Linked DNA regions of Homo sapiens: region 2 is linked to region 1. Evidence: chromatin loops called from intact Hi-C (ENCODE). Cell type or tissue: heart left ventricle. All regions are shown on one strand. Each heading gives the region's core, and the rest is flanking DNA. Links, peaks and the distances in the headings are about the cores only. Region 1 overlaps CACNA1C (calcium voltage-gated channel subunit alpha1 C). Region 2 overlaps CACNA1C (calcium voltage-gated channel subunit alpha1 C).

Region 1 (2,909 bases), core at 160-2,659:
CAAGAACACATTCAGTAGGATATCTGTTTGTGTCCATTCTTAAAGAAAATGACCCTTGGTTTGGGGTTTTGGTGGGCACAGGGGCACGGGGGATGTGGGGCGTGCAGGGTAGAGCTCCTCAGCAGAGAGAGCTTGAGGGGGAAGCAATTTGAGGGAGTCAGACCCCAACAGTGTTCCTCCCCTCCCCTTCCTCCCCATCACCCTCCTAGCTACCTGGAGCTATCAAGAGGGATGAGAACAGGCTAGCCTGCACACTGGAGCAGGCGGGAGGGAGGCAGCAAGCCCTGCCTTGCACTTTAATTGCTGGGTTTCATGATTGCTTTCCCTGCTGAGATGACTGGCTGTAATTGACATTATAAACAGCATTGTCTCTAGCAGGATGCAGAACGCTCTTAAGAGCGGTTTATTATAACTGGGCGCTGAGGGGGTGGCTTGGTATCTCTGCCAACTCTTAATGTGAGCCTGCACCCACGAAGACCCTTGGAGGGTCCATCTGGAGCCAGCCAAGGCTTGGGAGTTCCCAGTGGAGACAGTTCTTTGCCCTTTCTCCTCCCCACTCCACCAACAGAAACACTGTGGGTCAGAGAACTGCAGAATCAACGAAAGCATAGCTGGAAGGGGGCTTTAAGTCTGTGAAGTCTGACCCCCGGCCCCAGGCACCCAGACATTCATATCATTTCACACACAGGGAAGCCGCAGCAACCCAGGCTGGGGAAGAGGGGCTTTGTCCAGGGTGGCTTCTGAATGTGGCAGAGGCCTTGCATGCATGATCCCATGAAAACTCCCAACGACCCTTTATGTAGTAGGTTCTATGATTCCATTGCCACATTTTACAGACACTGAGGTAGAGGACCTTCAATCTGCAAGAGGTCATCCAGCTGGGAAAAGAGGAAACCTTGTCTGCAGGCTTCCATGACTGTGTTTTCTGCACTGCCTTAGCTGGGACTTGGCCCAGAGCTGTTCCTATGTTACCCCTGGCTCTGGACGTGACTCTCTCGGGGTTATGAGCTGGGGAAGAGAAGCAGCACCCGTGGCTTGTGCCCTGGAAACCTGCCCCAGCCGGGATCAGGAAGGAGCTTTTGGGGCTGTTTGAAGTCTGTGCAGCTCTGCCCGTGACTAAAGTCCTGGAGAGCAGCATCAGAGAGAGGGCTGCTGACCAAAAAGCAGGAGGAGAGCTGAAGGTCACTTGAAGGACAACGGCTCATCCTCCCTCCCGGAGCGTCCCGCCTCTGAGCAGACGCCGCGGCCCCAGGGCAGCCGGCCCGCTCCCGCGCGTCCCTATCGCAGGCGGTGTGAGTGGCCGCACACGCCGCAACGCCAGGGGGCGCCGCTCACCCAGATTACGGCGACAGCCCGCCCGGAGCGCGGCGCCGCTGCGGGCCCGGAGGGTTCAGGAAGGTGAACCTCACCCATGCCAAAGCTGCAGGTTTCCACCCAGACCCACCTCCGCCGCCATGGGGTTCTAGGCTGGGTGGTGTGAGCCCGAGCAGGACCGCCCGGACCTGAGGGGCGTGCCCGTTTGGCACTGTGCTGCAGGCTGGGGGCTGGGGGCCGCAGGGGTGGGGGGCAGCAGCAAAGGATACAGTTTCCACAGATGAAGAGGATGATGAAGTAAATACAGACTAACATCCCTGGAAAAGAGGGGCCGCCATAAGCCATGATCCCATCATACATCACCGAATTCCAGTCCTCCCCGGTCAGGATCTGAATGACACATTCCCACCAATAAGGGACACAGCGTTAGACCAACAGCAAACCCAAAACCACCCTGCCCTGCCCCACTACGTCAACAAAATTGTCCAAAATTTCCCTTTCACTTCTTTCCCTCCTCCTGGCCCCCAATTCTCCTCCCCAGGGGCTCTGAGCTATTGAACTGTCCTTAGACAAAATGCCTGGCTATTGGCATAATATTATTTGAAGGGTGACTAAAAGGGCTTTTTGGCCCAAAGATCTCTGACTTTCCCCACACATGCTTGAGCTGACCGTCAGCCATTCCTGGGGGTAAGGCGTCAGGACCCTTTTGCAGTTGTGTGTTTGCTGAGACAGCCACAGGCTACACCAGCTTTCCCCAAACATTCGTCACTGGGGCATCATCTTCAAGACTTTGACAACATCTACATGTGATTCATTTTTACCTCTCAATCGATCTGCTTTTAAACTTAAATAGATGCCACTTTGAGTTTGCCCTAAGCCAAAATATCTATGAAATCACAAATTTGATGGGCTAGTAATATTTTTTTCAAGAGACAAGCATGGTAGGAAAGCCAGGGTTTCGTCACCCTCCCCTCCCCCAGTAAGAGCAGTCTGCTTTTCTTTATGTTTTGGGCTTTCATGGAGAATTTAAGTAAAGGATTCCATGGATAAGAACGATTTTTTTTTTTTTTATTTGAGACGGAGTCTTGCTCCGTCACCTAGGCTAGAGTGTGCAGTGGTGCAATCTTGGCTCACTGCAACCTCTGCCTCCTGGGTTCAAGAGATTCTCCTGAGAAGGCATTTTTAAACCACTTATATTGTTTCCCCTAATGGTCCACCCACTAGTGGAATTCCATGGCAGATGGGGACAGGGAAACTACAGAAAAAACTCAAGACTCTCCCGGGCATGGGCTCTCCAGGGCTGATCTAGGATGGCTGTGGCTGCCCGGTAAAAGGGTGCAGCTTCCCACACTCCTCCCACCACCCCGCCACTCAACCACCCCGAGTCCGAATCCCAGCAGAGAAGAGTCCATACCTGAAACACAGTGAGGAGGGACTGGGGGAAGTTATCGAATGTGCTCCTCCGGGTCTGCATCTCATCAAAGTTGAACTTTCCTCCAAAGAGCTGCATCCCCAGGAGGGAGAAGATGATGATGAAGAGGAAGAGGAGAAGGAGCAGGGAGGCGATGGAGCGCACAGAGTTCAGCAAGGATGCC
Region 2 (2,909 bases), core at 133-2,632, 81 kb after region 1:
AGCTCCGTGTTCGTTGACCACACTGGCAGCTTGAAACTGACCATGGTGGAAGTATTTACACCACAGAGATAGGCAAGCAATAAATCAGCCCCCTGTACCCGCTGACCCTAAGAAGAGATGCTTAAACATTTATTAGCTCACCACTGGCTGGAGGGTGGACGTGAAGATAAATTGCAGAGCTGTGCTTCCATCAGAGGAAATTTATTCTGATTTAGTTTCTCAAAGCTATCTCTTCTGATGCCTTCTGACTAAACAGGGTTAAGTTCTGGCTTCCTAAAAATGCACCCAACTTTGTCCTTGTGAAACTAGCTCATAGAAACCCAAACTTCCAAGGCACACAAGTGTCCTGAATGATTCACATCAATGGCTCTCAAAGTGTGGCCCACGGACGAACAGCTTCAGCGTCACCTGGGGACCTGTTCAGAAATGCACATACCTAGACCTCACCCTGACACTGTGGGGAAGGCCCAGCAACCCACGTTTTGACGGCCCTACAGGTGATTCTGATGCATGCTTGAGCACCACTGATCACATTGTTCTCTCCATAGCTCCCAATTTCAAATGTAACAACACAAGTGTGTGGCTCTCCATGTACCTCCACAAGGTTGCATAGCAGTGTTCCTCAAAGTGTGGTCCAAGGACCACCAGCATCAGAAACATCTGGGAGAGTTATGAACAAAGCAGATTCCTGCCCCATGCCCCCAAGATCTCAGGGTGGCCCACAGTCTGCATATTAACCATCCCAGGTGATTCTAGGCTATGCTCAAGTTTGATAACCACCCCACGATTTCCACCCAGGGGCCTCAAAGGAGTTCAGGCAGGTGGGATAGTAATACCCTCAGCCCTTGGGCTTTGCAGCTTCAGCAGCCACATGCATTTGTCTAAGTACGCTGGATAAACATGTTCTCTGCATGCCGGGAATAAAAGACTGAGAAGTACCGAGACACCTAGCTAGTCTGACTGGTATGAAGTGTTACATCCCAATATGTTCTTTACAGATCCATTGAGATGTATCTGATATTACTAAATTTTGGTTAGGAAAATTCACCCAACATAATCATTGTGCATAGTGCAAATATCGTGTCTGGGGCAAGAAGATTCCCAGTGTGTGCCCACTTGGCCATGCCATCGTGAAATTCAATTGAACGTGGGTTTACTGAGCATGCCCATTTTCTCACATCTGGTTTGCTTTCCCAGAGCACTTCTCACTTGGTAACTGTATCATTACCTATTTATTACGTGTATTATTTGCTGTTTGTCTTCCATGCTAGAATGTGAGCTCCCCGAGGACAGTTGGTTCTGGCCTGCTTTGTTCACGGGTGTACCCCAGGTGCCTACAACGATGCCTCGCACATAGTAGGTCCTCAGCTAACGCTCTTTGAGTGAATGAGTGAACCTGATATGTGCTAGGTACTGTGCTGTAAACACGAAATCCTTGCTGGAGGGGAGACAGGAAATGACCAGGCAGCTACAGTGCAGGCTGGCAGCTGCAACTGCAGAAGGAAGCACGCAGGGTCCCAGAAGGCTTCCACCAGTGGAAGAGTGTCTGCGTGAGGCTGAGGGGGGCAAGGGCCAGGCTCAGCAGGCCTGTGTCAACCTTGCACTGCACAGCCACTGAAGGCAACGGAGATAAAGAGCAGGAAGGAAGCCCCAGAGTCCATGTGGTCCTATGATAGCAATGGAGGTTTGCAGAAGTCGGCAATTGTTAAAAATAGAGCCTATGGCTGTGAGGCCATCCTGGCTGCAAAGATTCTCCCAGTGGCTGAACTACTAAAATATCCAGCAAAAGAGCATCTGTTAGGAGAGGCGGGGTGAAAGGTCCTTGTGTGTCAGACACTGTCCCCATCCCAGGGAGCCTGGGAGCTTTCCTTTAGCGATAAGGTAACTGTCTGAACCAACAGTGCAAAGGAAACCACACCAGACTTCAGCACCAGGAGAAGAAAAACAAACCCGAGCCAATACAGGATGGGTGGGATTGGTGACATGAGATTAGGGAGAGAAAGGCATGAGAGCCACATGAGCTGCCTGACCACAGGCCACACTGACAGCCGTGCTGGCCACGATGGGCTGTGGTCTGCAGGTCCCATTTGACGATGGGAACCGTGAGGTCATTCTTTGACTATTCTTAGCAGTGGTCACATCAGAGTCCACGTTTGTTCAACAAGTATTTACCGAGCGCCTACTTGTGTAAGGGTTCTGTTGTGTATCGGACTCTCTGATACAGGGAAGGCAATGGGGTTGAGACAGCCCTGGAATGGGAGTCCCAGGCACCTGCTGAGGAAGAGGGAAACCTGGATCCAAGGTCAGGGGGAGCCTGTGGGTGTCCTTGTAGCTTTTCCTCTCTCAGAGTAAGTCCTGCTAAGGAGGGTCAGAAGCAGTCCCTTTCTTTTCCTCTAAATGAGTATTGCTTTACTTTTTTTTTTTTTTTTTTTTTTTTTGAGGTGGAGTCTCACTCTGTCGCCCAGGCTGGAGGTGCAGTGGCGTGATCTTGGCTCACAGCAAGCTCCACCTCCTGGGTTCATGCCATTCTCCTGCCTCAGCCTCCCGAGTAGCAGGGACTACAGGCACCCGCCACCACACCTGGCTAATTTTTTTTTTTTTTTAAAGTAGAGACGGGGTTTCACCGTGTTAGCCAGGATGGTCTCGATCTCCTGACCTCGTGATCCGCCCACCTCGGCCTCCCAAAGTGCTGGGATTACAGGCATGAGCCACTGCCCCCGGCCTGCTTTACTTTTTTGAGAGGGTGGGGCAGTCAGGAAAAGCTTTTGAGAACTATGGACTCCCACCAGCAGTAATGTGCACTGCACACACACAGCATCCTGCAGACAGCCTCGAGGGCACGCCGGCACCCTGAAGCGCGTGCAGAACCCCATGGTACTGACCTACTCCAAACAACTGGTCTGTTCTGT

What was found. Peaks named below come from ENCODE experiments on the same cell type or tissue, not always from the same donor. Only the 100,000 strongest peaks of a DNase experiment are listed, where the experiment ranks them.
Region 2: a loop joins it to region 1, with 2.6 times the contacts of the local background. A loop is called at or near these places in 5 of 110 quality-filtered maps.

What each region holds. Positions count from the first base shown.
Region 1 is chr12:2,581,617-2,584,525 of GRCh38, reverse strand. It overlaps CACNA1C (calcium voltage-gated channel subunit alpha1 C), which reads right to left. Exons shown (of 47, transcript NM_000719.7): 14 at 2,729-2,909; 15 at 1,584-1,704; 16 at 1-23. Among named protein-coding and RNA genes, the nearest start is that of CACNA1C-AS2, 89 kb to the left of the region's middle. In heart left ventricle, for the core only: CTCF peaks have their summits at 1,119 and 1,319 (motif pointing right); a DNase peak (open chromatin) is centred at 1,325; H3K4me3 peaks cover 202 bases.
Region 2 is chr12:2,500,739-2,503,647 of GRCh38, reverse strand. All of the region lies in intron 7 of CACNA1C (calcium voltage-gated channel subunit alpha1 C), which reads right to left. Among named protein-coding and RNA genes, the nearest start is that of CACNA1C-AS2, 170 kb to the left of the region's middle. In heart left ventricle, for the core only: no CTCF peak of the experiment used is centred there; a DNase peak (open chromatin) is centred at 1,559; H3K27ac peaks cover 2,103 bases.